Regions from separate parts of the Mus musculus genome. Here regions 1, 3, 4 and 5 are each linked to region 2. The links are chromatin loops, found by intact Hi-C in ENCODE. Cell type or tissue: left cerebral cortex. All regions are shown on one strand. Links, peaks and the distances in the headings refer to the core of each region. The heading gives the core; the rest is flanking DNA.

Region 1 (6,209 bases), core at 1,369-5,368, 230 kb after region 2:
GTCATTGGCAAGGAAAAAATTAACTACAGTAAGAATAAGTAGTTTCGTGGAGGCAAATGGCCCAGTTTCCTCTTTATCTTGGGTCTGAATGCATCTGATCTAGAAATGACGTTCTGAGATGCTATGTACCATTAACCTTCATTGCTAAGCCTCTGTGATAAGGAGGGTCAAGTTGTGTCTTCCATTAGCTATTCAAATTTTGTACTCAGATAAGATGTTCTGAGTTGCATATCATGACTGTTCAAGTGGTTTGACTCAAATAATTAGCAAAGAAAGAAAGGAAGGAAGAAAGAAAGAAAGAAAGAAAGAAAGAAAGAAAGAAAGAAAGAAAGAAAGAAGAAAGAGTGTAAACATGTTTTGCGTTTACTGCTTAAAAATGCTTTTTCATACAGAACAGAATGGCTGAAATAACCAGTGAATTATTTTCTAGAATGCTGAAAAAACCCAACCAGCTAAGAGAAGCTTTATCAACAACTGTGCTTCATAAATACCAGAGAATGTTTTTCTTCCTTCTTGGAATATCTTTAGACGATTTTTCCTTTGGAAGATTTTCAACAAATGAACATTAGTGTTTAAACCATTAAATCGTCTGACTCCTCCACTGTGTTCCACTGCTAAGATTTAAAACTACATTTAATATTTTCACAAGGGGTGAATAAATTACATGCACTGAGTATGACTTACGGTTATGGACTCAGCATCATGATAAACTAATCAATTTTGAGACAAGATCTTGCTACGCATCTCATGCTACCTGCCTTAAATTTCCCAGTTGTTGGGATTACAGAGATATGCCACCATGCCTTGTCTTAGGCTAGCTTTTATGATTAAAAGCGTATTTTTGGAACTCATTGCCTTTTCTCTCAAAAGTAGAATCTCACTGAGGACACAAAGTTAAAATCTGGACAAACTAACAATGTACATGTAACATATAATTGTTGGAGTATGTAGATATGACATAGTATGACGTATATCTTTAGTATAGTCATAAAAACACCTCACAGGGACGGGACGATTGAAGTATGATTCAAGTTAGATGTGGAGGCAAAAGGCATCTTTGAATAGGAACGGCATGGAAATATTTAGAAAAAAGCCAAAGGTCTCTTCTAGGGAGTCACTAAAATTCTTGAGCTCCGCATTTTGGAGTCCAGGACTTCCTCACACACTGGTGTAGACTAAACGTCCATGAGAAAGACTTTAGTGCTGAGTTAGGAACAGTTTGCTTTGCAGCTCTGTCTTTACTTAGTTTTATGACAATGGGAAAGAGTTATTGTTTTGGTGCTAGGCAATTAAATTAGTAGGCTAGTGTTTTTGCAAAAGATTTTTTTTTTGTTTCTTTGTAGGGCCTAGAAAGATGGCTCAGTTAAAAACACTTGATATTTTTGGAGAAGACCTAAATTAGGTTCTCATGATAGATAACAACTATCCTCACTTTCAGTTTCAGAGAAGCCTGTGCCTTCTTCTGATATCCATGGGTACCAGTCATACATGTATGTGGTACACATACATACATGTAGGCAGAATATTTATATACAAAAATAATGTCTTTAAAAATGTTTTCAAAGGTAACTGGACAGATGGTAGAAGAGGAGATGCTTCTTATTTCCAAATTCAAATTGAATCCCTGCGATGAGTTCCTGAGGGCAGGGAGACACTCTTTAAGAAAGAAACAAGTAGGAAGATGTTCAGGGCTAGTCTATTATGATGACAACTTTCACAGACTCAAACAGTTTTCAGCAATTGGTGAAGCAGTCAGTCAGTAGCACAGTTGTCTGGGCTGTGATAATGTAGTTTACCAAATAAGTAGGAGAGGAGGGAAGGTGATTTTTTTTTTCAGACAAGGCCAGTGGGAGGTGATGATAGAACATCTGAGTGTAGTCCTGAGCAGGAAGTGGGAGTGAGCAGATGGGGGTACAGGAGTGAGGCTGAAATTGAAATGCATGAGTCAACAGCTAGAGAGCTGGAGGAAGAAGCCTTCAGCAAGGGGTGGAGGGGAGATCTGAGTTTTGCAAAATGTCTGTTATCACAATGGATAAGCCAACAGAAGCAATAAAGGAGGGATCAATCAAAGGGAAAGAGGAAATTTTCACAAGGTTCCAAGACAGTGCTAGACATGGAAACACTGACACAGGAGTTTGCCAGGTACCCTCTGCCTCACTGCTAGTCCTGTCTCACCAATGCCACACTACTCAGTTTAAAACAGGCCTCTGTCCTATGGAGCATCTGTAGGGGTCCCATTCAGGTTGGATTTGAATGAACCATTCTAGCTCATCGCAATTATGATTTTACAACTTCCTTTTTGAAAGAGGCTAGTGTTCTTCTCCCTTGAGTAAACAGTACAGGTTAAGTAGGATTTATTTTTTTCTTAAATGATAAAATTATTCTTGGGCATTCAAATGCTTGAAAGTTAAAATCTTTCCCATAGTTGATATGGTTCAGTATCCCCGTTGAGTCAAATAATCAAACAGCTGGTATTTGTTGAATAGGAGAGACCAGCATTTGACTGGGATAACTAATACAGGAAGAGTGCCCTTCCCCACAGTGAGTTCAGATCAAGTATTACCACAAAACAATCACAGAATGGCTTGTGATTTTTGTGATCATTTGCATTTTGGTTCTTGAATGATATATTTGAGACAATATCACCTCACAAAAATAAACGGAACAAAACTGGGGTGGGATAAGATTGGGAGTGGAGATGGAGTTACATGATGTTGGGGCTTTATAGAGAATTCCTAATAACGGCATCAAAGTCAGGATTGAAAGAAGCCATGTAATTGCAGAAGGGAACAGTGAGTAGAGGACCCTGTGGAAACGGCCTTGATTTCCAAGGAATAGCAAGAGAGTTTGCATGATTAGGGTGTGTGATGGCAGAGTTGATGGGAGACTGCTCAAACTGGGCAGATGGAGAGTAGGCTGCCTTTCAATTCAGAGCCTAAGAAGGCAGCCTTAGAAGGCTTTCAATTGGTATCAGTGTTCTGTGATTTCTATTTTCCTATGTTTATTTTGAAACTAGTAGGTGGGAATCAGAATGGGGGATGCTGAGGGAAAGAAGAGGGTTGAGACATTTTAGGAAGTCACCATGGAGATCCAGGGAGAGGGCGGAGCACTCTGTGTAGTGTGGTGATGGTTTCTGTGGTGATGATGCTATATGGAAGCATGTCTGATGATCGACCCTATAGCACTTGAGTTTTCAGATGTGAACTATTATGTCAAGGGAGGCAGTCACAAAAGATGTTAAAGTAAGATTAATGCTGTGAACAGTGGTGCTAAGAAGGGAAGCCAAAAGGAACAGTACGTATAGCAAGCAAGAGTCAGATCCCAGACATTCTCACTAAAGTGAAGATCACGATTAGACACAGTGATGCCATAGGCAGACCACAAATATTGCAATGGCTGCTATTAACTGAGCTATTGAGATGTGTCATGGCTTTCCCGATGCTTCCTACATTTCTTAGCTCACTGGGGCTTTAATCTTACAAACCATCTACTGACTTTATTCATGCTAAGATTAGGGCATTAAGACCGGAGGAGATAGTTGATTTAGTCAGATGAGCACAGTTAGCGAGCCCCAGCTTAGGGATGGATCCCAGACTGTCTGGCTCCACTGCTTCTGTTGGGCAGTGTACCTTCCTATTCCGGGCTTGGTGTATTGCTAAGAAATCAGAATCACAATTTGGCATTATGGTTGGGACTTTAGAACAAATGACTAACAGAATAAAAGTTGAATAAAGGTACTGAAAATTCTTCCCCATTTTGTTAGAGGTTTGATTTACTATAAGGAGTTTGATTTCTTTAGTCTCCTTAATGGATTTTATGCCCGAGTTAGACTTCTTCACTCAGTTTTACAGTCTTAAATTTAAGATGGGCTATGCAAAAGAAGTCTGAATTTTTAAATAGAAAAAGATATTCACTTTGTGCCGATTAGAAGGGAACTTTTATATTGTCTTTTTCATCTGTTTTTCTTCCTCAATCACTAAAGAGTGTCATAAGGATTGTTTTTTTTTTAAACTAGCTTAAATAAGTGAAATTAATCATGGTTCTGTTAAAGCCACTATTAACTATGTGTGACTATATATGTCAGTATGTCATTTTTCTATTAATGAAGTGTCTTGTTTCTAAAATGCTTCTAGATTGGGTGGAATTTAGTCCATATGAGATTGGCATGGCAAAATATGGTACCTTTATGGCTCCTGACCTATTTGGAAGCAAGTTTTTTATGGGAACAGTTGTAAAAAAATATGAAGAAAACCCCTTGCATTTCTTGATGGGTGAGTGATCAAACCCTCTCCCTCTCTCCCTCTCTCCCTCTCTCCCTCTCTCTTTCTCAACTAACTTAAATTTGAATGCATTTGAAGTTACTGTTTTTCTCTTTTATTCTAGGTGTCTGGGGCAGTGCCTTTTCTATACTGTTCAACAGAGTTTTGGGAGTTTCTGGCTCACAGAATAAAGGCTCTACAATGGAAGAGGAATTAGGTATTGTAAAAGGCTTCGGATGATGAAAAGCTACACTGATAATTAACTATACTGATAAACGACTCACATATATGTGGAGAACATTAAATCTTCATAAGGATTTAATTCTGAATTCATCAGTAACTTGGTTGAAACAATTTAAGTGTTTCCTAAAAATCATGTCCAAATTATTGAAGCACTGTTAATGGCATTTCAGTTGTGAAATTTACAAAGATTACTCGTTGTTCCTAAGAAGAGCTTTACATCTGGCATTCGTTTCTAGCTTATCAGATGATTCTAGTACACACTACAAAAGCAAGAACAAAAAGCAGATAAATTAAGTCATGTCTTGTAAGCTAAAACTAATGGTTTTCTTTAAATCAAACATCCTATAATAATTCAAAAATGAGTGTTCCAAATCTTTAAAAAATAGACAACCTCTATGGAGAACTAGTGGATTATATTCATTATTAAAATAGAACTCTAGAAATATGTTTTTCTGGATGAATAAATTTGACTTTAAAAAGTGGTGCATATCATCATGATTTGCCCAGAGGTTTGAGGTCTATGCCCAGTAAGCACTATGTTTTGATGGACTGTGGAGTTCAATGCTGAATTAGAGATTTTGGGACAAGGATGTGGTTCCGTTTATAGAGCACTCCATAGTCTGCAACATCCTGCATTTGATCCCCAGGAACATGAACCATGGCATGGGGCACAAGTCAGAGAACTCCTCAGGACACATGAAATCCTGTTTCAGAAAGAAAACAAATAAGAATAATGAATGAGTGAATTTGGAGCCAATGTATCAGGGATCAGGGCTACCAGTCAATTACATCTTCCCCGCCCTCCTGTTCATGAAATATCTCTGGTCTGTTTGGAGAACACAGGATACAAAAAATGATATTTTAAAAATAATCAATTCATTTTAAAAAATGTATTTATGTAAAATGTTTATTTGCTTTCCCCGTCCCCCCCCCCCCCACCACCACCAATATGTGACCTTCAGCAATCATGGGCAATGGCTATCGACATAATGAAGCTTTATGCAGAAGAGACTCTAATTGTAACATGGCGTGGAGTACCATACATGTCCTTCTGAGTAGTAGTACTGTTTCTCCTCCTGAGAGGTTTTCTTTCTCTTGTTGATAGTTATATATAGCATGCAAAGATTCATTAGTCTATTCTTTAAGAGTTCCATTTGTTCATTTGGATCATTCCTAAGTAAGTACTGGGAAAGTGATTGTACCTTTTCATTAGGACCAACTATTTCTAAATACACATTAAATCAAGCAGAAAGGGCAGTTATAGTTGGTAGTACTTGGTCCATCCAAGCATCACTAAGTTAGGGGGCCGGCAAAGTGGGTAGTATCTGGAGCCAGAGGTGATCTTTAATAGAGTCACTATTTCTTCATGGTTAAAATATAATCAAAGTGTATAAAGATGAAGAAGGTCTGGGAGGCAGCCTCAGTGGTTGATAACTTATCTGGCATGTGCAGGGCCCTAGATTTGATCCCCAACATTATACCACCACCAACAGCAAATCGGGGTTCCCCACCAGAAGATTGTAAGATGACACCTTTAATCTGAGCTTTATAAGAAGATCTAGGTTAGCCTGAGCTAAAGTGTAGGGGTGAGGTAATCCTGCTTGGTTTATTTTAGTGGCATCCCTGGTAGATGACCTGTTCAACTTTAGTTTTGTGGAAACCACTGAGTCTTTTCTGAATCACACAAGTCTTTTCTGAACTACGTGA
Region 2 (6,209 bases), core at 726-4,725:
CATCAATACGACTGTTGTGTTTTGAGGCACAGTGTCAGGCTTGTACCCCAGGCTGGGCTAAGGTTTTAAATTCAAGTGTTAAGATATAAAGCAGGGGGTGTTATTGAATTTTTTATGAATTGTAACTAACATCAGTTCTATTTAGCAAAACATACTAAGGCTAAGACATTACATCAATGCAGATTTACTTTCCCATACTACATCTGTACTTTTAATAAACCTCTGTGGATAACCATACTAAAGACAAAACTATTTACAGTTTTACATAATGGACACCTTTTCTAGGTACACACCCAAGCCTCACTGCAGTTGCTATGTCTGTATTTCTTTACACTCACCCTTCACACCCATGGGAGTTGGGCAGTCATCTGCTACGGGAGGAAGGGCCCTGGTGTAGTAGGAGAGGTTGGAGAAGGCTTCCCAGCTTTTGTAACCATAGTGCACATTGTAAGTAGGTGGACTGTCAATCAAATATGATCTGGCTGAAATTTTAAAGAAAAAAAAATCATTGGTCCTCATATGAAAAACAACAACAACAACAAGGGCATATCAATTATCATTGTACAATGTAGCAAGTACAGAGACTAGATTTCCTTCAGACAAAGATACCCTGCTGTACAATGGCTGAACTTTAAAGAGCACTGAAAATGCATCTTCAATAAAGCTTAAATTTTACACAGGACATTCTGCTCCAGTAGTCTTGACTTTTCAGTTTCTACCCACTCCCTGTTCCATAGCTGATGACAGAGACATTTGGGCATGGCCCTCACCAATAACTACAGACAGCTATTTTTCTCTTCTGACCCAAACCCTAGTCAACCATTTGTTTCAAAGGTTCAGAACAATTCTATGTGTTCCGAACAATTCTGTGAGCCATGGGTATTTATTCAATGAACAAGTGAACCACACTTCCTCCACACGAATGAAGGACAGGGGTCAAAACTAGAATAGAGACTACAGGTTTTCATGACTGTATTTTAGACATTTCAGGGGAAAAACAGATTAGAAAAGGTATACTTCAAGCCCTTTGAAAAGGTCAGGATAGTTCTTGGGGTTGGGTTTCTAGTGCCTAGTTGTGTTGGAGGATGCTGGAAAACAAGGGAGGGTTGTACTTACATGTCAGCACATATTTCATGATTAAACTTCGCAGGAAGGGGATGTTGTTCACAATGTTCCAGACTCCCTTGAAGTGGGTCAGGATGTAGTGCACTGTGTTTGGGGTGGGCTTCAGCAGTAATTTGATTCTTGTCAGAAATTCAGCTGGAGAGAGACAAAGCAGGAGGAAGAATGAGCAGGCCCCTCCCCCATAGGACACAAATCTACAGAATGATGGTTACACATGTGGCCACATTCCAAAGGAAGATACCCCAGGAAAAACTTACGTGTAGTACAGTTTTCACCATAGAATCCAGTCCGGGTACAGTCACACTTATACTGGTCAAATCCTGTGCTCATACATTCCCCACGGTTTTGACATGGATTGGAACAGCAAGGATTTGCTACATTAAAAAAATAAGATATCCTGTCAGTTACTCTTGGTTGTTCTCATCTTAACTTAAGGATTTAATTCTGTCACTATGGGTCAACTTTACAATGATAAGTTTGACAAATACATAGGTAGACCCAGATTTAAAAAGGTCATTATTTTAATTAAGTCTGTCTTATCAACTGTTTATGGAAATAGCAAGCAACTTTGTATTCTTAAGCAAGAAACACAGAGGACCTAACTTCATAGTTCACATTACCAACATTTTTAAAATAACTCGGACACACAGACTAGAATTATTAAGCATCCCTTTAAATATTAAAATGGATCGACCTAGTGCAATAGTCAAAATTTAGTGTAAAGAAAATAAAATTAAAACAGTCAAGTTTTAGCATTTTAAATATATTTTTAAAAATGTATTCTGGATTTTTCTGTGGATAGAAAAACTCTAACAGGTATTCAAAGCAGCCACTCTTGTTCAGTTGCCCACATCTATGCTTTTCACAAGTATTGATCAGATTGTCTTACCATAATGACAACCTGTAAGCCATTAAGACTATTGGTTTTTAGCAAATAAGAAACCTGAAAGTGGGTTGCAGTTCCTCAGGACTTAAGCAGTCCAGGCTCTTTGCCAATACACAGCCAGGCCCACACTGCTAGAAAGGGGGTCTGAGCCTGAGGAGTCCCAGGGCGCCTCGGGGCGCAACTCACCTGCCTGGCTGAGCCCCAGGGCAGCGCAGAGCAGCACAGCTCGGAAGAGCATCGCAGAGGTGGCAGCGGAGGTGGCAGTAGTGGTGGCGGTGGAGCTGGCAGGATGCAGTGCTGAGTTCCTTCGTGAGCAGAGTCCTGACTGACTCCTGAAGCTCTTAGCTCGCAGTTTGACAACTGGCTGCTAATGGGGAGAACCTTGCTTTTAAGTCTGTAAAGCGGACTCCACGTGACGTAGTGGTGACTCTGTCTTTCCGCTTAGGCTTTCCCCAACCCCCACCAACTTTTCCCCCTCTCTGCTTCAGTGAGTTGCGCAAGAACCGCAGCGGCAGGCTTTTACCCACGCAAATGAGAGACGAAGGAAGCCGGGAAGCTGCCCTTGGCTGCCCCAGGTGGTGCCAAGAGAGCTGCACCGCCCTCTCCATCCCTCCAGGCGCCCTGTGGTTCGCTGAGTCTGCGCCTAGTCTGGCGCTCTTTGGGGTCTCCGGTTTCCTCCCAGTCGCGCATCCAGTGGGGGCCTAAAAGCTCAAGAGTGTCACAGCTTCCCCTCCCGGGATCTAAGGTCCTAACTAAGGGAATCCCCTCACCTCTCCCCACTGGGGCGCAGTCTGACGTGCTCGCTGCTCAGAGCACGCACACAGCTACCGGTTAATTTAATTTCTTCTATTTTTAATGAAATGAGTGTCCTCTGTCAGGGTCCACATCTGTACTGGTGGAATTAGGTTGAAGTCTTTCATGGAACTACCCTCCGGGTTCTGCAGTCACAGGAGCCCCTGGCACTCGCCTTTCCCAGGGACAGATGCTGAGCTCCACTTCATCGGAATGCTAAGTGTCCACAGCATTGCTTTAAGGTATTTTCCCCCTGCTGTTACATAGCTTTTATCATTTTGATCAGCAACTCTTTTCACGGGATGTATCACTAGAAAGAATTTGTTTTCAAATGTACCTTTTAAAAACTTTTTCTGTCCATGTTTACAAGAAAGTATGTTATGGCAACGGATCAAAAGGTAATAGTTATTTTTCCATAACTAGCCTTATTCTCCCTAACCTTAAAAAAAAATTCACTTCATTCAGAAACAGTGTTTGATAAAAAATTATTTGCCTAGAGAGGTGATGTTTTTGATAGTGTTGGATATCTTCCTACTGTGTTTGTGTTGGCCATGGAGGGGGTGTGAGGATGGAGTAGCGAAAAGGAGCAAAATAAGAAAAGGAGGAAACTAAAAAATTCAACTAAACTGTACGTTCTTGGCGTGAATGGATAAAAAAAATGACACAGAGTGTGAAATTACACTATATTCTGAGGACAGTTAAGTCAGGAAAATGGTTTGAAGCAGGCTGGGTAACACAGCAAGACCCCTGCTCAAAACAAAACAGAACAAAACAAAACAAAAATGAAAGGGGAGAATATCCACATGGGGGAATCCAATCGACCATGAGAAGCAGCACTTAGGAAACTCTAGCAAATACCTGACTCTGCGGAAGTCTCCCAGAAAGTAAGAATACTCATGGAATTTTTTTTTAACTGTTTGCTTCATGTGCAAGCTAATTTGATGCTACATGAGACACAGTGACTAAAACTCCATGTCACCCAGGGCCTTTGTTCTAGTCATGTTTAATCAGTCCAGGTATGGCACTCCCAGCCTCTTACACGGAGTCTTATGGGAAATTTCAACTGAAAGCACAGACTGTTTTCTTTTGGAGAATCCCTTTAAATAGTTCTTGTTTTCTGTTTTATTTTAAATGCGGGAAGTGCATGGTGTCAAACTAAGTTTGTTAGAGCTCCTGATACGAACTTCAGCTAGGAACTGTATAAAATTCCACATTCTTGACTGTGTACGAACATTTTCTAGTGAAATCTTCAACTGACTTTGACCAACTCCATCCTCATCTAATATTAATTGTATGCCCATTATGTAGAGAAGTATATTCTGATGTTTTAAAAGAGATTATGGCAAAGGGGGTGGTGGTGGATGGTGATGTTGGCCCTTAATCCCAGCATTGAGGGAGAAAAAGGAGTCTAAGCAGATCTCTGAGGCCTCCCTGGTCCACAGAGCACGTTTCAGGACAGCCAGCTATACACAGAAAAATCCTGTCTCACAAAAACTAAAAGAAAAAAAAAAAAAGAAAACATTACAAATTCAAAGTGAGGGGAAAAACAGGGCATAGAGAATAATCACCTTCAGACTACTTGACATTTAAAGACATTAAACATAATCATAGAAGAAATGCAAGTAAAATTATCTGTATGGTTGAGTTGGTTGATCTAATCTGTAACCTCAGATGTAAGGAGAGTTCCATATACTACGGAATGACAGGAGAACTCAGTAAGAAATTCAGACCTGGAGGACAAGAGCAGTTTTGAAAGGAAGTCCAAATAAGGACATAAGGGGAAAGTATTTTGTAATTGGCTGCTTTTGAGAAGTCTGGGATGCCAGAGCACACTGTACAGGCACAATTGGAATACTGGTTACAGGGGAATATTAACTGTCCCAAACCAAATCAAGATGGTTCAAACTGTTCTGTATGGCAAAGCACAATGGTAATGAGGCTCCTTAATAAGATGTTTATTATATAGCAAGTGTAGTGATGAACTGTGTGGAATTTTGGTGGTTCTCTGTACACTTGGGTACATATTTAAGTGTCTGTTGTAGAAAATATATTTTGTTAGTATATGAAAGAGTTTTGAGATTCTAAAAAAGGAAAATAAGGAAATGTACTAACACCTTTGAGAACATTCTGTTGAGTTTTACTGCCCTCTTCTGCTGCTTGAATTTTCAGCAACTTTTTTCTCCTAAGATGCTAGGTAGATTGTTAGGTAGATTTTCGTTCTAATTTTATAATGCACTTAGATAATTAAACATGCAGTGTTGATATTAAATGTAAAGTTCATGCATACACTGGAAATAAATGACATTTTTGTTTTTGTTTTGGGTTTGGCTTTTTATTAATTGTTATTTCTTTTTCTTTTCCTCGACACGGGTATCTCTGTGTAGTCATGGCCATCCTGGAACTCACTCCATAGATGGAGCTAGCTGGCCTCAAACTCAGATATTTGCCTGCCTCTGCCTCTGACATGCTGGGCTTGAAGACTTGTATCACCACCATCTGGCTAATAAAGGACATATTCCTTAATTCAAACAATATCCCATTCAAAGAGAAAGTTAAAAGTAAAAAGAAAGATATACTGTGGTAATAGAGGAAAGCAAGAATAGTTTTATTTGTTTTTATAGAGCATTCTTTAGAGGAAAGAAATGTAGAAGTAATAAAGAGGAGTAGTGCATTTGATAGCAGTCAGTTCTTCAAGAATAGGTACAGTGATCCTTATGGGCACTGTACAACAATGAAGCCTTCATACACATGAGGGCAGAACAATAAAACTGCAGGGGGAAAGAGATGGTGCGCCCTTCACTACTCCTCACCAGAGGTAGGCAGTTCTATGACAAAGCAGATAGCTGAGGTGAGCACAACTGTAAGTCATCTGGCCATGATTAACATCTAATGCTGTGTCATTCAAGGACAGCAATATAAAGTCTCTTCTAAGTTACATGGAACATATACCAGGACAAACCACATCCTAGTCTATAAAAGCACACCTTAATACACTTAAAATAGTAACTACACAATGTATATTCTCAGGCTATGGATGAGTAAAATTAAAATATGAATCACTGAGGGCAATAAAATGGGCATAGTAATTCATGCTTATTAACTCAATAATTTAGGATGTAGAGATAGGAGGATCAGGGCTTCATAGTCATCCTCGACTGCATAGAAAGACTGAGTCTTATTTACAAGAGACCCTCCCACAAAAAAAAAGATAAATAAGAAAAGGTTAAAAAAGGAGGAGGAAGAGGAGAAGGAGTAAGAGAAGGAAGAAGAGGAGGGGGAGGGGAGAGAGATGAGGGGAAGAAGGGAAAAATAAAAAAAGGAAAATGAATCACTAATACCTGGAAAATCCCCAAATATCTGGATATCACAAGATACATTTTAATAATATAGGGCTTAAAGAGGAAGC
Region 3 (6,209 bases), core at 780-4,779, 240 kb after region 2:
TAGCCAGTTTTTGAGGCTGAGAAGTTTAAGAACTTTGAATTTGCTGTTTTTGTTTTAGTTTTGTTTTAAGTTAGAGGTTGACACTGTGAATATTTTTTTTATTAGTTCTTACTGTTCTTTTAAAACAAGCATTTTAGGTTCCATGAAAGATGGAACAGATAGGTCATTTTGGTAAATCTCCTGCCCCATACTCTCCCAGACAATGTCCCCTCCCCGCCCGCACTATAACTTGTTCCATCAGAGTGGTACTCTCTGTTACATGGATGCCCTTCAGTGGACGTGTCCTGGTCTCTAATGCCCAATGTGGATGATGCACTAGAGTGTCACATGGAGTCATTTTACAGCTCTCAAAATCTTCTCTACCTAACCATTGGTCAGCTGGGGAAAACTAATTCCTTTGCTCCCTCCATACTGTTGTCTCTCCCTGAATGGTATATAATTGGAAACATGCCGTCTGAATCTTTTTCAGGTCCATTCCTTTTTTCTCTATAATGAAGAGTTTGGTTACTCTGATGTCTGCTTACGGCTTTATGTGTGTTTAGTATATATTTATTGGAAATTGTAGAAGTTGAATATAGATGCTCATCTTTCAAAACACACAAGGTGGTGGTGGGTGTAGTGAGTTGGCTCAGCAGTTAAAAGCACTAGCTGCTCTACCAGAGGCCCCTGGACACCTGTGGCAGCTTACAACCATCTGTAATTCCAGTTCCAAGGAATCTGACGCCCTCTTCTGGCCTTCTCAAGCAATACATGTAAATGTGCAGACAAAAACACCATAAAGTACAAATAAGTTTTTTAAAAATTAAGAAAAATAACCCATGGGGCTGGAGAGATGGCTCAGTGGTTAAGGGTGCCGAAAGCTCTTCCGAAGATTGTGGGTTCAAATCCCAGCAACCACATGATGGCTCACAACCATCGGTAATGAGGTCTGATGCCCTCTTCTGGGATGTCTGAGGACAGCTACAGTGTACTTACATGTAATAAATAAATAAATCTAAAAAAAAAAAAAGAAAAATAACCCATTAATACACAGAATTTTATGTATGCGTGTATAGTTATTCACTTGGTTCCTAGATGCCAGAGCAGAAGGGTTCTGCTCAGGTGTTCTTTGACACTGATAAGATTATGCTGCAGTTTGCCAGCTGTAAGACTTTCTATTCCCAGCTGGAATCGAAGGCCAGCCGCTTCCCTGAGAACTTTACCCTGAGATCCAAATCACAATAACTCTCATTATAATCCTGCGCGATTGACTTCCTAATGAGGAAAGGAAGGCTGGAAAGTGGTTCCTTCAAACTCACTAAACGTGGAGAGGATTAGAACACAGAATGAGCCCTCCCCTAGAGTTGATCTGGGCATAGTTTGCGAGGAGGAAATCATTTGTCATTGCTTCTCTGGACCACTGGTGAATTTTAAAACACTTTATATCATTTGTTTAAATTACAGAGTTTTAAATCCCCAGACTTTATAAGCAGGTCATAAGATCGATGCATGAGAGTGTTTATTTATCAGCAGTCAGATGGTGGGTCTGCTGTCCTGCCTAGCTTTGTGTAATTCTTGGATGTTTATTAAGCAGGATATGGACTCTTAGGAAAAATTAGAAAACATAGGTGGTAGTATGAAGTAATATGGACTCTCAGTGTGTGTCTGTGTTGTGTGTGTGTGTTGGATGAAAGAGAGCTAGGGAGAGGGAGAAGGAAGAAAAATTTTTATGTGAAAAATTTAAATAGATCCAGAGGTTTCAGTGAAGAATATAGACTGACCTTGTGTGTAGGTAAAAGGTAACTATGAGGACTTGAAAACAAAAAACGACTGGGCATTTATATTCTGTTATATTATTTTATTTTATTGCACAAAAGCCCTAGAACTTTAGTTTTAATTTTGATGATTAACAAAGCTAATAATAGCCAAAACCTGTACATTTTGGCACGTGTGTAAATATTTGGCATGTGGCATGTTCCTCCCCTTCAGGCACCGAGAATGAAGAAGCTGAAAAAGAGTACCAAAGCGACAACCAAGCAAGTTGGGTCCATCGGATGCTAATGGCCTTGGTGAGCGACTCGGCTTTATTCAATACCCGAGAAGGACGTGCCGGAAAGGTGCATAACTTCATGCTGGGCTTGAATCTCAACACATCATATCCACTGTCTCCCCTGAGAGACTTCAGCTCTCAGGATTCCTTCGATGACGAGCTCGACGCAGCGGTAGCAGGTATGTAAGCCGTCTAAGCTACTTCAGGATATCTTTAATTTTAATTGGGGAGAAGCATTGTAATTATGGTCAACATTTAACTAGACTCAATTTTAAGAACATTGACTTGTGAGAGACATTACTACTACTGCTACTCCTACTACCACCACTACTACTACTGCTACTATTGAAGAAAAATACATTGGTTAGGTAATGGCCTAGCCATGCTAGTATAGAAAATATTCTTTGAAATACTTTCTTAATTGATCAGGGTTCCCCTAGAGTCAACAGGAAACCTCTACCGTGATAATTATAGAATAGTGTAAAGTAGGGAAATAGGTGCTTCCAGAGTTGTTCCAAGGATTAGAGAAGCAAGTCCGAGGCTTCCAGGAGTGACTCCAAAAAACACCAGACTCATTCCCCAAACGCCTCCACAGTCGTGCCTGGCAACGGAAAGAGAAGAAGCAGCACAGCTATGTCTCATTTCCTCCTTTCTATCCCGTGGGCGGGCCTCTTTGGAAAAGGCCAGGTCTCTACAGATGGGATCTTTGAGGATGCGATGAAAGTTCTCTAGGCCTGGCGCCCCCTTGTGGTAACAGGGAACGTGCAGCACAGGGGTTGGAGTGGAGCCTTCTGCAGTGCCCATCTGGACAGGGAAAATTCCTCTCCAGTTTTCAGGCAAGACTAGGAAACCTTGTGAAGTTGCTTGGTTAAGAATCTAGTCACTTTCACACTTGTCCCTAAGTGAAATTCCCAAGTGTAGTAACCTTTTATTCTTCAGTTCCCTGTGACTTACAGATTAAATGTTACGTTAGCCTTGCTGGTAAGTTATATGGGATACATCTTTTATATGGTGGCCTGAAATTTTCCTCTCAATCACCCCATCATCTTATCTTAGTCGTCTAAATATCATTTCTTAATCATCTCTGTCTTAAGGTCATTACTATGATGCTGTAAAACTTTAGATCAGATAAACAACAAAACTCCCTGAAGCTTTCCCATTGCCTTTGGAAATTATTATAGGCTTCAGAATTTGTTGTTGGTTTCTGTTTGTTTGACTTTAAGGGGAACAAATGTTGCATTTTGTATTGCGTGCACGGCCTTAAATTCTTGGATATGAGTTACATTTTTTCTTTATTTCTTTATTTCTTTTTTCAAGACAGGGTTTCTCTTATAGCCCTCGCGGTCCTGGAACACACTGTGTAGACAAGGCTGGCCTTGAACTCAGAAATCTGCCTGCCTCTGCTTCCCAAGTGCTGGGATTAAAGGCGTGCTCCACCACTGCCCGGCATGAGTTGCTTTTAATTATACATTTATTATCCCCAAATCTATGCAGATTATCTGTAATAAAAATCTAATTGTGATAGAGTAAGTTTACCCGAACTAAAAATGGATTAAAACATACAGCTGGAAGCATTATTTTTCTTGTTTTGTGACTATACTGTTTGTCTTAACTGTCCTGTGGTAAATGCTTCTTCTGAAACTCGTGCTTTACGGTGACTGCTGACAGAATCAAGCAAATCATACTCATAGCTGTTAGATCTATAAAGGACCTTCAGCTACTTAACTTTCTAGACAAAGAATATCAGAGAAACTAGTTCTGTTGTCTTTGTTCCAAATGGCTCAGCAAATCTTGGCTTGGGCCACAGGTCTCAGGGGCTGTTCTAAGTCTTCCCTCCATCACACACCACCCATCCCTGTGGCTTTATTAGTCATTGTTTTGCTGATGTAAGAATGGAAGTTTTCTTGGTGTATACTTCGTTTCATCTCTTTTTCAGTATCATTTTGCCAAAACAGTTCATCTGAGGTTTGCACTGCATACATCCTAGCAAACGTTCCCCACATTTCAAGAACTTCCTGGTAGTTTTATAGTATCCAATATGCTTTTATTTGTCAGTGTTAGGACCATAAGAGAAAGCACTGAGTTCCAAATTAATTTTTTTAATATTAAACAATACATTTATGTGTATATAAATAACACAAAAACATTTGGGACCTATGGAGAATAAGCAATCATTTGCTGCTTAAGTGAGATGAGAATTGAAAGGGGCCACCCTGTGTTTCGGTGACTGTAGGAATTATGCCTCTTTATTGTTTGTCTTAACAGTTGTTCTGAACCCTCACCTGGTTTCTTTCTTTCATTCCTTTCTGCACTCGTCCAGAGTTTAGATGCACTCGCAACATGCTTGGACCTCAAGATTCACCGGCCAGCGTGTTCTGTGTAACCTCTGCTGTTGTGAAGATTAAACACACTTTAAGGCCTTTCTTCCAGGAGCTCGTTCATGGGAGGATTTCTCTGCTTTGGCTATAATAACACGAATAGGAAAGAGAAAACGAGCCACTCTGAGGGAGCTCTAGGTCAGTGAGGCATAGCGATACACAAGTGTGGCCAGCCTGGGGTTTCCCCTTGCTGTGAGGTTGGGAGAATAATTGCTGTGTATATATCACCTTGTCTCATGCCTTTTCCCTGAAAAAATAAAAATAAAAACACTTATTAGCAATTTAAAGAAGTAAAATCAACATAAGGAATGAATCATTCTAAAGTGTATAGCATATACACTAAACATTTGTTCTTGAGATTTGTTTTAGAGTAGTACGTTTTGGTTATCTAGTTATGTGTCAGTGTATGTGCACAAGGAGGCAAGAGAGGGGTTGGCGCCTTGAGGCCAGACTTCCAGTTGTGCACTGCCTGATGTGGGTGCTAGGAATGAAACTTGGGTCCTTTGCAGGGACAATTTGTGCCCTTAAACACTGAGCAACTTCTCCGGCTTCAGTGTTTGAGAGGCTCTTGACGCGTTCCAACGGAAAGTTGGTTTCTGTTAATAATCTTGGAAAAAGGTTTATTCTTCCATCTCAGTAAACACTTCATTTAAATTATTTTTTAATGTGATTTGTGTTTACTTGATTGAGATACACATGTAAAAGTTCTAATTAGTTCAATAATAAATTCCTCCAAATGTATTATTTAGATACCACCATTGCTAGACATAATTGTGTATTAGGCTGAATTCACCGAGCTTGTTAGTGTACATACAGATGAGGGTTTTCCAGAAAGAAACCTTATCTTCTTCCCGTCCTGTAGGAGTTTTAGAAAAATCCCATGTTTATTGTGAAGGCTAAAAGGTTTATCACAAACTGTGATCCCTGTGGTTCAAATGAGTTTATTAAAATTCCTGTGTATAGCTCAGTGCATAAAGTCACTTACTGTCTTGTCTGACACCCTAAGTGAAACCTCCAAGACTCATATGACAGAACCAACTCCCTCATGTGGCCCTTAGCCTCTATACATGGGCAATAGCATGTGTGTGACCTCCCGTCTCACACAGAAAGAAGTAAATAACAGTAATAAAAAGTGAAACAAAACCCAAAATACCCCTTCTATAGTGTACAACTGAAATGCCACTTTTAAGATAGTGAGAAGATATTCCCCTCTTAATTGTACACATTCTTTATGGAACCTAAGGAAAAGTAAAGGCTTTACATTTTAGATTTTGTCCAATGTACACATTAATATTGGAAGAAGCTTATATCTTATTCTATGGCAACTCTGCTCATACACATTAAATTTTGAGTGACACAGTTTCTTAGTCTAAAATGAGTAAAAAGGTGCAGTTATCTCATACCTAGGACTTCAGCTTTCAGACATTTTGAAACAAGATAAATTATAAAATAATAAAAATTGCCATATTAGTTGTGTGTGAAATAGTTAATTGTCTGTAGAAATAAATTTTGGAGGAGTTATTCATCAGTCACGTGGCTTCTTTCCTGTTTACTTTGTGTTTATAGTGTTTACTGTGACACACATTATCTTGACTAACAAGTGGACATGAGATAATTCAGGCCAGAGTTCAAGACACAGATATCCAAATATTTGTCTGTTGTAAATTGAATCTATGTGATGGATTCATCAGATACGACATAACTCTTTAAGGCAGAATTCTCAACTGGCAGGTCACTACGCTTTTGGGTTTGAGCCTTTCATGAGAGGCATATATCAGATATCCTGTATAACAGATATTTAC
Region 4 (6,209 bases), core at 888-4,887, 100 kb before region 2:
TCTCCTACATATCTACAATAATATTTCTTCAACACCATACCTTAGGAGTCGTATCCTTTCCTTTTCTTTTCATTAATTTTGTTCATCCAGCTAGGACCATATAAAAGTCCTGAAACTTGCTGTTACTTTTTTTTTCTTAACAATTATTTCTTTGTTTTTATTGTAGAGTCACATGGGGGAGAGATAACTAAAATTAAGAGACATTTGAGGGATTGGAAACCTAATCCAGTAGACGCTTCCTAAAATATGTACATATATGAGGGTCATGTAAATGAAATCCCCAAATAGTGGGGGAGGCAGTGCTCCAACTGGTCATCTCTTGTCCCCAAATGCAGCTTCCAGTCCTGGAATTGGGTTACAATTACTTGAGTTGTTGGCCAAAGAGGTGTCATGGAAATCCCCCAAAGAACCCAGGCTGTTGGCAAGACAACAGGTTGCTCTCTACAAACTGACAGAAGGCCCCTTTACTGATGACAATGCCTACATAACTCATTGGAAATGGAGAAGTCAGACTGCTGCCTGTAGAGACTCTTTGCCCCTATGGTACAGTGTTTTTGGTATAGGAAGGTAGTCTGTAGACTAGCAAAAGAGAAATACAAACACCAAGCCAGCCACACAATCTCTGATCTACAATTGTGTCTGTTAGCTTTCAAACCTGGGGCAAAATGCTGAGTTGTCTACTTAACATATCAAAGTGGGCTTGGCCATCAGGTTCTCCCAACATCCCTCAGCTCCTACCTGGTACAGGGTCCTCCTGTCTGGTGTATCCTGCTGCTTTACCCCAAACTTCTCCAGCCCAGAGACTGGGTTGTCCTTCCCCCAGAGGCTCTTCCTATATAATCATTTATTCATTCACTCATTCAGTGTGCTGCCTGCAGGGTATGTTAGAGCAATGGAGAAACAAAGCTTGTGTGTATAACCAACCAATATCTGATTTGACTTAAGGTCAATTCCATGTGATTCACAATCGACATTGCTTGGGAGACAAAGAATCAGAGACTAACTAGATAGCCAGGGACCTAGGGCAAAACCAAACACTATTGATCTACATTTTTTAAAAAATTAATAATAATTGCCTCCGAATGATATTCTGCTATACTCATAGATCAAGGCTTTATTCAGTCATCATTAGAGAGGCTTCCTCCTGCAGAAGATGGGAACAGAGGCACAGACTCACAGCCAAACATGAGAGAGAGAGAGAGAGAGAGAGAGAGAGAGAGAGAGAGAGAGAGAGAGGAAAGAGACTCTGAAACACACAGCCTTAATGGGATGTCTCCATCAAATCTCTCTTGTCAGAGCATGAGCAAGATTCATATGAACTTACAGACACTGAAATACCTTGCAGAGGTCTTTACCAGGCCCTCTACACTTAATGTATGACTTTCAGTTTAGTGTTTTGATGGAAGTCCTGAGTGTGTGTGCCTTCTCTTTAACTCTCCTGATTGTTTGTCTTGTCTAACATCAATGTGATAGTTTTTTTTTAAACCTTACTATATTTTATTTTGTTATATTTTGATATTTTATATTAGAAACTGGTTCTTTTCTAATGAGAGACAGAAAGGGAGTGGGGTGGGGGGAGTGGGAGAGGAATTGGGAGGAGTAGAGGGAAAGAAGACTGTTATCAGGATAGTTTATGTGAGAATAGAATTTACATTCAATGAAAGAAAAAAGATTATAAGGAAACATTCCTTTTTCTTAATCAACTGCACTTGTATTTTATTTAGAAATGATTTCCTGTTCCTGCCTCCTGTATCTCTTCCCTTCACCGTATCTGTCTACATGGGCTCAATTTACATGTATGCCAATGATTTATTTGAAACGTCTATTTGAATATATCCTTTATTTATTTTATCAGTTACATGGGATTTTTTTTTCATTGCGACAGAAGGAGTAGGGATTTTCCAATCTTTAATCTTCAAAAACTTCCCTTTAAATTTCTTGTAATTCATAGTTGCAATGTGGGATAGCCCCATGATCCTTTGATATAAATGACACACACACACATTAAAAGTCACCCGGTAAGATGTGTTCTCGTAGTCACCAAGATCTTTCTCTATGCTTGGTGATTCACAGTAACAATTTGTTCAAGCACCAATGAAGGAGAAGCTACCTAGGCTGACATGTCTTTGAACCCAGTGTAAAATGGCCTTACAACTCTAGCTGTCATGCCAACAATTCTATTTCTCATTGTTTTAGTTTTCTATGATAGTGTAGGCTTTATGGTAACATGTTTTCTTTTAAGATGCCTTATTCTCCATGAGAGGCCTGACTCTAATAGATACCACTTTCCATGGTAAGGTCTCTTCTGTTTGTTTATTTTTGTTTTTCTTTAACATTTTCTTAAAAATAAACTTTTAGAGAAGATGAATTCGAAGTTCCATGAAAAATTTGAATTTGTATGATTACATTACTCCTGAATTATTCTGTAATGCTTTCTATCATGATCTACTACTTATTAGAAGAGATCAATATAATAAAGATTTAATAAAGTTCCATGTTGTTATTAAAAAATCTTTATGGACTTTTTTTTAAACTAACTATAGAAACCATAACTACAATGTAGCCTTTATCTCAAGGGGTTTAGCATTCTTTTGATGAATTGCATTAGATTTCTCCAAAATCCTAGCTGCTTTGGGAATGAAATCAGAATAGAAAAGTATTCAAAACATTGAATATGGTAGAATTTGTTAGAGTCAGACCAGGGCCTGACTCATGATGAAGCCAAAGATGTCTTCCTAACCCAACGCTTACATTTAGGTCCCCAGGCCTGTGGACCCCCACTACCTAAAAACTGTCCAGCCCTCCAAAACACTTATCTATCCTAAATTTAAGCAACAGTGAGGGCTTTAGCATGTAAAAAAACTTGAGGCCACTCACAGAACTAAGATAAATTGATGTGCAGAAAACAGTGAGTCCAAAGCCTTTAGAAGAGAAGAAACACAGAACACAAACAATTGTCCTCTTGTTTAAAAAAATGTTATCTTAAAAAGCAGAACCTAAGTGTATATCATGACTCTCCAGGAGAGGGCTGTAGTATGCTGTATTTTTTTCCTCAAACAATATGATCTTGGGACATTTAATATTTTTAATGCATCAATGAATACTTTTTGGTAAAATTGCTAGGCGTCAGTTTTTGTATATCTAGCTATGAATTCGCTATGGTTCAGAATATAGTGTATCTCTGCTTATCATCTGTTCCACACCACTTAGCATCTTAACAAGGCATTGTAACTAAATCACAGGGAAAGGAAAAGATAAGAAAAATCAGATTACTTTTGCTTGTCACTTGTAGCTCTAGTTTCTGAGCTGTTTGAACTTGGAGAATAAGTCCTTTATTTGATTGGATAGTCAATATAATGCCCCTTGGCCCTTTTCTACTTTCCCCAACACTGTCTTTCCCCTCTAGTGTCATATAGGAGTGATGCTGTTTCTATGGTAAATTCTAGCCTACTGTCCATAGCTGCTAGAGTCTAGGTGACTGTCTGACTTAATTTGGGTCATCAGGAGTATGATACTAGGATGAAAAGAAAGAATAAAAAAGAGAAAGGAAGAAAGGTTGGATTGATGGAAGGGAGAGAGAAAGGGAAAAAAGAAAGTAAAAAGGAAAGTTATCTACTGATTAAACCTCCATCTGGGGCTCCATCAACATCTCTAAATCTATAATGTTTCTGAAATTTTCTAGGGAGGGAAGACCACAAAGAAAGCCAAGGAACCACAAATAGAAAGGAGGAGAAAACTTTTGGAGATGTCCAATAAATCACTGCATTTATCGTGACTAAGAACAAAAGAGAGAATTTTAAAAAAATTATCTTTAATCTTTTTTAAAAGTTGAGTCATTATCCCCCTCCTGTTCCACCCTCTGATAGTTCCTCATCCCATTCCCCAACCCCCACCTCATCCCTGTCTCCCAGAGGATGTCCCCATTCCCACCCCTACCCTGCTAGGCCTCCCCACTCCCTGGGGTCTCAAGTCTCTCCAGGGTTAGGTGCTGCTTCTCTCACTGAGGCCAGACCCCGCAGTCCTCTGCTTTATATGTGTCCAGGGTCTCATATCAGCTAGTGTATGCTGCCTGGTTGGAGGCTCAGTGTATTTGAGGTCTCAAAGTTCAGGTTAGTTGAGACTGCTGATCTTCTTATGGGATTACCCTTCTCCTTAGCTTGCTCCATCCTTTCCCTAGTTCAACCACAGGGGTCCCCAGCTTCTGTTCATTGGTTGGGTGTAAGTGTCTGCATCTGACTCTTTCATCTGTGTGTTGAGCCTCTCAGAGGGCAGCCATGCTAGCTAGGCTCCTGTCTGCAAGCACACCACAGCATTAATAATAGTGTCAGGCCTTGGAGCCTCAAAAGGGAGATTTCTTATTTTTGAACACATTGGATCCTAAATATGAAGTATGTATAACTTTTAAAATGTTCACAATTTGATAAAGAAATTAAGTAAATGATATCCTTTTTAGTGGTCAAATTAGTATACCCAGGATTAAAACAAACCCCATTCCTATTCCAAGATGTGTACTCTTAGACTCCAAAGTATATAAAATTGCATTGTTGTGCTAATAGTAAGGAGCTGTGGAGAATACCTTTATATAACTTAATTATTTCCCTAGGAAGTTTGTAAAAAACTAAGTTCACAAAATGTATTATTCACTTTTAATGAAAAATATTTGCTTATTTTTATTAGTTTTTACAAAGTTAAAATGAATAAAATTCACGAGAAAAAAAGATTTAATACAAGAGGTAATTCAGTAAGAATGTTACCTATTTAGTAACATTCAAATTCACTTCTAGTAGAGACAGTGAAAATAATCAGGCATTACTATTTACTAGAACAGAGCTAGGAAAGCTCAGGGCTAGTCTGCATAGAAATTACTTAGGACAATAGCTGAGACACAGGAATACACAATGGCCTAGCAAATAGGTGGGTTAGTGGAAGGGAATCCCCCGGTATAGGTTTCTTCACTAGGCCCAGAGGAATAGAATAATCAGGTATTTACTAAAGAAGCCCTGGTGGTGGGTTTAACAATAGAATGCCTCCGAGCATTCACCTGGCTCATGTGTCATGGCCTGGTCCCTGCTACATGTATTCTTTTTGTTTTGTGTCAATGAAACTTGGTGGATGTGTTCACCTGGCCTTTCTTGTTTTTCTTCTGTATAAAAAAAAAATCTGGTGTTCATTTGGACAAAACATTCAGATCCACACTCCCTTGTGTTGGGTCTGTTTGTCACCTCATTCTCGCCGGCTCCATCTACCTGTTGGAACTCCTGATTCCCACGGATTGAGGGGGGCTGACTAGGCTGGTGCATGGCAGTTCCTCGGGTGTGTTAGGTTATTCAGGGCTTGCTGTGGTAGGAGTACTGGGTTCTTGTGGTGTCAAATTACATTGGCTTCTGTTGCTTAAGGTTTTTTTTTTTTTTTTTTTTTTGAGGTAAAGTATGGGCACCTTTATCCTGTGTCCTTTATTTATTTTTATTTATTTATTTACTTATTTATTAAGATTTTATTATTATATCTAAGTACACTGTAGCTGTCTTCAGATGCACCAGAAGACGGTGTCAGATCTCATTACGGATGGTTGTGAGCCACCATGTGGTTGCTGGGATTTGAACTCAGAACCTCTGGAAGAGCAGTCAGTGCTCTAAACCACTGAGCCATCTCTCCAGCCCCTGTTGCTTATGTTCTTTTGCTTGCCTTTCATCATCTGATTATCTCTGGCATTTAACTGGCCTGGGTGTCTCAGATTGGAGCAGGAATATGTCCTGTGGATTGACTAGGACAAAACCATTCACATTAAACAGATTGCAAATGGTTCTATGATCAATGCGGTTTTCTTAATGTCATTTTAGAAGTAAGAAGCCATTCAATGACAATGAGGGGCTACTTAACCCACTCCATATCCAACCAGGACCCAGAGATACAGTTCTGACTGTGTCATATATAGTTTCACAGGGAAAATATGGATGCCAAAACTTTTCGCCATTACTTGCCTTTTCCATTTAAGTCTTCTGGTTAAATAACACATGGAACATCCAGCCTTTCTTTCTAGCTTATTAATTAGCTGGACATAATTTTTTATTTTTGTTTAAACCAAAATCAATCAAAGAATATACATTTTAATAATTATTAGAAATAGAAACACTGGCATATGAAAATTAAGATGATAACACACTGAACTATCATATTCTATAAACACAGGTAAAAGCTTGATATGACTA
Region 5 (6,209 bases), core at 1,367-5,366, 160 kb before region 2:
ATCAAGTTCTATTTTTGAATTGAGCTCCCAAGGTAGTTTGTTAAAGAACTTTTAGAAAGCTCCATGTGTTCTTTAAACATTTTTTTCCCTTTTAAAAACAATTTTTAAGACATTTGTTACAGTCCCAATATTTTTCCTTTTATCAGAATTTTTGTTTAGGCACTCAGGATTATTGTTTCTGGCCAAAAGAAAAAAGTGGCCAGGCTAAATCAGTTTTTAAAGTTGATGTGTATTTAGGGACATTTTAAAACCTTGTAAACAATGTTTATCATGGCCAGAAAGTGATTTCTGAATGTACCTATGAACAATCCGAGTCAAGATCATGATTGCTTAGAGATGTTTTTTATTAAAGATCACCATCCTGATTATATAGAAGAGCTTCTTTAAAATGTTTGTGAATGTCATTTTTTAATACTGGAAGAAAAGTATTCTGTTGTGTCTGATGTGTTTAGGATGTCCTTTATGGAGCTAATTAAAAGATGAAACCTGAACACACACAAAAAAAAAAAAAAAAGAAAATATCTAAAAAAAAAATTAATTAAAAAAACTGTCCTCTGATGACCAGATACTGTGGAGTGTGTGTGTGTACATACATACACACATAGAATTCCTAGACATTTTAAAATTAATGGTTTAGAAAAGAACAAAATAGTTCAAGCATTAGAGAGGGAATTCTGCTGTTGCTGTTGATGGGTGGGAACTTACATCGCCTTTGACCACTAGTGTCAGACGGCTTGTACTGACCCAACAAGACATTTACGGCTAGTTACTTAGCATTACCATGTCTTGCCTGTCAGGCAGGAGTAAGCATGCTATGCTTTCATAAAGTGGGTAAGGATTAAATCAGATAATGTAGGTGGATGAGTTTGCTATATTCTTCATATAATCATTAATCTGCATTGCATTCATTCAATGCTGACTCTCTTTTCCCTTTTGTTCATCTTTCAAGGAGAGCTCTGGTAGTTCCCCATGGCCTTAGACTTCTTCCCATGTGGCTGATGTTGACCTTGAACATCTGATCATCTTGCTTCCTCCTTCCAAAGGCTGAAAGCTTTCAGATATGGATGTGGTATCCGATTTCTACACACAGAAAAGAATTTGAAGAGACATACTGTATTTTAATTATTTGATCATATTGATTCCAGATATAATACGTTTGAGGGAACTCTTTAAGAGGAGGGGAACAGCATGAAGCTTAGGATCTAGTGCTTTCTCAGAGAGTTGAATGGCGGCATTCAGATTTTTTTTATTGGATTTTTTATTTGTGATAATTCCTTATTAGGAATTATCTACAAGAACAGCATCATATTGAATAATATCCTGAAAGATGTTTAAGATACTGGAGAGTTACAATTTAGGCATGGGAAAATTTCTCTGTTTGTTTAGCCTTACTGTTATTAGTATAGAGCAAAGTCTTCAAGCATCTTTTTTGATGGACCAAAAATGGCAGGTTTAACCAAGGAATTTGAATTGTGATGAATCTCTGATCTCTACATAGTAATCACTTACTAAAAACCTAGAGAGCTTAAAAGGGGGCTTAGACTTTTCAGGAATAGATCTTTAGCCAGGAAATGGAAATTGCATAATTGATATAGTAATGCAATAGAACCCAGGAAGGAAGAGTGAAAGTCAAGCTAGAATAATTAGGTAGGATTGGGTGGACAGACATTTTCAGTGTGGTCTTAAATGTTGGGTAGGAATTGGAGAGGAACAGGAGGAAGAAAAAAAAATACAGGTAGGTGTTATCAACATGATTCTAAAATTCCTGTGCTGAAGTCCTAATTATAGACACAGGCAGATGAAAGACCATTCGAAGACAGAGGCATAAGAAAGCGTCTACAGGCCAATAATCCAGTGGTGTCAACACACCCATCTCAGTCTCGTGTTCTGCGAGAATACATTTCTACTGTTTAAGTTGTAGGATTTGCGGAGCTCTGCTCTGACCGTTTACTAATAAAAGGGGAATTTGTGAGCATAGTTGTGGTCCAGAAATCCTCCTATCCTCAGTAGATGGCTAGTGAGAAAACAATGGTTTATAGCTGGAGAGATAGATCAGCCGTTAAGAGTACTGTTGCTCTTGCAGAGGATCCAGGTTAGGTTTCCAGCACCCACACAATAGTGGGGATCTCACACCTCTTCTGACTTCCTTGAGTACACGATACACATAAATATACACAGGCAAAACTCAATTCTAAAGTTAAACAAAATGGTTTACTTAATGGTTTGATGTTAAAGAATATCTTGCTTTTTCGACAAGGAAGCTTATGTGATGTTGTTCTGGAAAAGGTGGAAGTTAGCCCAGTAGGGTCTAGTTAGAAGTTTGGAGCAGAGATGGAACTGCCCATGTCCTTTCTAGAACGGAATCCAGAAGTGGTGTAAAGGATTTTATCAGACACTGAAAACAAATGTTGGATCTGACACTGTAGCTCAGTTGATAGAGTGCTGCTTTAACATGTAAGAGGCTGTTGGTTCCAACCTCAGCATCACATAGACCAAGCAAGTGTGGCCCATAATTGTAATCCCAGCACTTGAGAGATGGAGATGGAGGCAGGAGGATCAGAAGTTCAAGGACTCAAAGAAAGGGAGGGAAGGGAAGGGAAGGGGAGGGGAGGGGAGGGGAGAGAGAGAGAGAGAGAGAGAGAGAGAGAGAGAGAGAGAGAGAGAGAGAGAGAGAGAGAAGCTTTTTGTGGAAGAAATCTGGCCTCATAGAAATGAAAGAAGTGGGAGAAGATATTAGTTGTTTAGAGTAGGAAGAGATCATGTTTGCCAGCACAGAAGGGAATTTCAGAGTGTGCTGAAGGGATTTCAATGCAATAGAAATGCCAGTAATGCCACATGTGTCTGAAACCAGCAGTTAAAAGAGGTAAGGGAAACAGACTGAAGCCAAGCTTAAGAACATAATGTTGGCACTAGAACTATGATGGTATACAAAATCCATAGAAGAGAGGTAAAGGAGGCAGAGAATCAAACTGTATGTATAGAAGATTTTAGGAACATAATCCTCCAATGACAGCTGCTGTGTAATTTAAGTTGGGTGGGTTCTTTCAGTGCAACTATCTCTGCTGTTCTAGAGAGATCATAGACTTGACAGAAGGCCAAGGCTTGTGTAATTAGCTTTATGAAAGCATAGAACAAGCAATCATGTTTCATGCTTGCATTAGTATTAAAGACACGAGAGAAAATAAACTCCCATAGAGTGAGAATCAGTTAAGACTAACCATTCACTGAAACCAAGAGAGATGACAGAGCTTGTGGCTGGCTTTCATTTCTGTTGCTAGTACACAATACCAGAGACAGGTATGAAGAAAAGAGATTTATTTACTGTTTCTCATGGTTCTGGTCCAAGGTCTTGTAAGGGCTTTCTTGATGGAAGGACCATTACATGGCACAGGATGTCACTTGGCACTTGGTGAAAGAAAGTCGTGTGTGTGTGTGTGTGTGTGTGTGTGTGTGTGTGTGTGTGTGTATGACTAGTTTCAATCATGAGAACTCTACCACATAATATTTTCTAACTATAGTCACCTTCTAGAGGCCTTACTTAGTTTCCACCTTCTTAAAGCTTGATGACGGGGACTAAATTTCAACATGAGTTTCCATGTAGGAGTTTTGGAGGAGACAAGCGTCTTTGAGCCATATCAGCAAGGCATTACTTATTCTGAGCCTTAAAACCACTTCCTACAATTCATGACCTTGATGAACTCCTCCATATATATTGGAGAATCTTTGCACTTAAAAAATGTATTAAGAGATTGTTCAGAGCCAGGGAAATAATGGTCAATTAATATAGTGATTACTTCTTAAAGGACCCTCCACCAAGGACAACCATTTGAATGAGAATATTGCTAATAAACTCTACTTTATTTTAACTTGGAGCTTTCCTTTGCTTTCATTTGTTCCTTTTATAGGTGTCGTTGGTATGATCACTGGCTTGCAAGTGGATGAAAAAAATAGACCAAGGTTTTCAATTTTATTTAGAGGTAGAGTTTTAGCTGATATTGGAGGCCATACTATATAGCCTTTTAATGTGTATTTATTTTTACTAAAGTGACTCAGTAATTGACATTGGCCATATGACTTTCTAGAAATATTATTTAAACATTTTTGCTAGAAGAACAATAAAATACTTAGCTGCTCCTTCACACTTTTTAACACATTATCTGTGCTACCACTGGTACAGGCGATGAAGTTTGGAGAAGTTTAAAAAGGCAGGGTAGAAAGGTAGATTATTGTAGAGTAAATTTCTTGAAATGGAAATCTATGAAATGGTTTTTATAATAGAACTCAAATTATAATCAGGGAAAAACAAGTGTCAGCAGCAAGCCTGAACTTTGAATTTCTCACTGGTTTGTCAAGATGAGTCACCATGAAATCAAATCTAATGTATAGGTAGGAAGTTTAGTCAGTGAAGCTAGTACTGCACGTTGATTTAGGAAAAGCTATGCAAAGGTAATGCATTGAGATTTGCTTCCAAGGATGCTGAGGGTCCTCGGAAAGCTGAGAAACCAGTTTCAGCACATACTTTGATGCTACTGATCTCTTGGACTGGGTGATTGCTTGTTGTGGGGACTCCCCTGGTCATCTGAGAATTTTTTTGACATTTCTGAACTGAATCCACCAAATGTCTATAGGAAACCTGTTGCCACCTTAGTTACAACAACCAAAATATCTCTAAATATTATTGTCATCAATGTCAGACACCCCAGTAGCCCCTGGTTGAGCACCACTGATTTTGCACATAAAGGGTAATATGGTATAATTAGAGAAATTGTCCTAGTTTTAGTGTCTTAACAAACAAGCCAAGCCATAGTGTTGCAATCTGGGCACAGGAAATTGCTAAGTTCTTTCAAGGAGATGGCTTGATTCATTCTCCAAGTGATGTTGACTAGCCTTGGGAGATAAGCACAGATAATGCTTTGACTACTGTAGGACAGATATCATAAAACCCCATACCTGATTTACTGAGGGCTCAGTGGTGACTGTACATTTTTCTGAGATTCCCTGAATAACACAGACACAATAATTTCAGATGAGTCACTAAAATTATAGCTTAGGAAATACGAAGCATATTAAAAATACAATTTAAAGCCGACTCATGTTTTACTTTTCCACTTCAAATATCAAGTGAATTTTTCCTTTTTTCCACTTGCATTGCTTTCGGTAAACTTGCTAGACTTAGCTTTAGTCATCTGCTGGGCTGAACAGCAGTGGGTATGACTGTCTAGATCAACTAGGCAGTTTTGAGTAGTTTTAAAATTTATGCTCAAGGAATGAACAATGATAGAAACTTGAACCACTGAAAATATTCACCTTATAAAAACTAAAAACAAAAGAAAATATATTTACTATATTGGACTCAGGGACATGATCTTAATTTCCATAAAGAAAACAACTTTTTATAGTTTAATATCTTTGGGGTATAACATGGATGTAGGATGAATTTAGCCAGTTGTAGTTAGAATAAATCTAGTCCTTATTAATTTACTTTACAGATATATTTCTTAAGGATTACTAGGTGACGTGGCAGACATTTTACTAATGAGAAGCAACCAGTCAGTTGAAGTCCCTATACTCCACACTACCAGCCAAATGAACTGAGAATTACACGTAAAGTGTTTGAGTGCCATTAAATGTTACAGATATCACAAAGGAAAGGGGTATCAGTTAAGTGAAACAGAACAGACACCATAAATTTTATTGTATTCCTATTGATGACAGGATGCTTCTCACTGTACATAGCCAGCACAGAGGGCTACCAGTTAACAGTCTGTGAGGTTAGTATTTAGTCTCAATTCGCATTTGAATGTTGGAAAGGCAATTTTTTCAAAACATTTTTTCATTTTCACTAACTCTGTCAAGTTGTATATCTCTGCCTCTTAGTTCTTCTGTAATTTTTACATCCAGTGCATTCAGTCCCTGCCTTCCCTTCTCTGTAACTACTCCAGATTTATAAGACACATGAACCCATTTGCTCTAGGCAACATCATTGAAAAGAACCTACATTCTAAATTAAAGACCCTTGTTTCATGTCCCTTGTTAGACAACCAGTATGGCCTTCCTGGCTCCATCTTTTAACCCTGACACCCATCGTTTCCCTACCTATTTTGTTTTGGTTCTTATGTGACTCTGGATATCTCTTCTCAGCCTTTACTTACAAGCTACTCGATATCAGTGTCCCACCATTAGTGGGGCTTTTGTGGGGCGTGTCTTTT

Evidence for each region. Hi-C counts contacts between places; a loop is a spot of excess contacts. Peaks named below come from ENCODE experiments on the same cell type or tissue, not always from the same donor. Only the 100,000 strongest peaks of a DNase experiment are listed, where the experiment ranks them.
Region 1: a loop joins it to region 2, with 5 times the contacts of the local background. A loop is called at or near these places in 8 of 42 quality-filtered maps.
Region 3: it touches region 2 in a loop (2.6-fold over the local background); 7 of 42 quality-filtered maps call a loop at or near these places.
Region 4: it touches region 2 in a loop (2.8-fold over the local background); 2 of 42 quality-filtered maps call a loop at or near these places.
Region 5: a loop joins it to region 2, with 5 times the contacts of the local background. A loop is called at or near these places in 5 of 42 quality-filtered maps.

Annotation. Positions count from the first base shown.
Region 1 is chr1:149,863,178-149,869,386 of GRCm38, reverse strand. It overlaps Pla2g4a (phospholipase A2, group IVA (cytosolic, calcium-dependent)), which reads left to right. Exons shown (of 18, transcript NM_008869.4): 11 at 4,134-4,271; 12 at 4,384-4,476. Among named protein-coding and RNA genes, the nearest start is that of Pla2g4a, 95 kb to the left of the region's middle. In left cerebral cortex, for the core only: no CTCF peak of the experiment used is centred there; DNase peaks (open chromatin) are centred at 1,859, 2,988 and 3,533; H3K27ac peaks cover 2,938 bases.
Region 2 is chr1:150,096,264-150,102,472 of GRCm38, reverse strand. Ptgs2 (prostaglandin-endoperoxide synthase 2) reads right to left here and starts at 2,442. Exons shown (of 10, transcript NM_011198.4): 1 at 2,198-2,442; 2 at 1,383-1,499; 3 at 1,117-1,260; 4 at 339-482. The coding sequence starts at 2,249. Ptgs2os (prostaglandin-endoperoxide synthase 2, opposite strand) reads left to right here and starts at 2,599. Exons shown (of 5, transcript NR_015466.3): 1 at 2,599-3,045. In left cerebral cortex, for the core only: a CTCF peak has its summit at 2,601; DNase peaks (open chromatin) are centred at 1,328, 2,463, 3,703, 4,612 and 2 more places; H3K4me3 peaks cover 2,603 bases; H3K27ac peaks cover 1,962 bases.
Region 3 is chr1:149,853,444-149,859,652 of GRCm38, reverse strand. It overlaps Pla2g4a (phospholipase A2, group IVA (cytosolic, calcium-dependent)), which reads left to right. Exons shown (of 18, transcript NM_008869.4): 14 at 1,969-2,208. Among named protein-coding and RNA genes, the nearest start is that of Pla2g4a, 100 kb to the left of the region's middle. In left cerebral cortex, for the core only: a CTCF peak has its summit at 2,771 (motif pointing left); DNase peaks (open chromatin) are centred at 2,685 and 3,835; H3K27ac peaks cover 961 bases.
Region 4 is chr1:150,199,019-150,205,227 of GRCm38, reverse strand. No RefSeq gene overlaps it. Among named protein-coding and RNA genes, the nearest start is that of Ptgs2os2, 37 kb to the right of the region's middle. In left cerebral cortex, for the core only: a CTCF peak has its summit at 3,028 (motif pointing right); a DNase peak (open chromatin) is centred at 3,029.
Region 5 is chr1:150,259,208-150,265,416 of GRCm38, reverse strand. It overlaps the pseudogene Rbm3-ps. Among named protein-coding and RNA genes, the nearest start is that of Pdc, 57 kb to the left of the region's middle. In left cerebral cortex, for the core only: no CTCF peak of the experiment used is centred there; no DNase peak of the experiment used is centred there.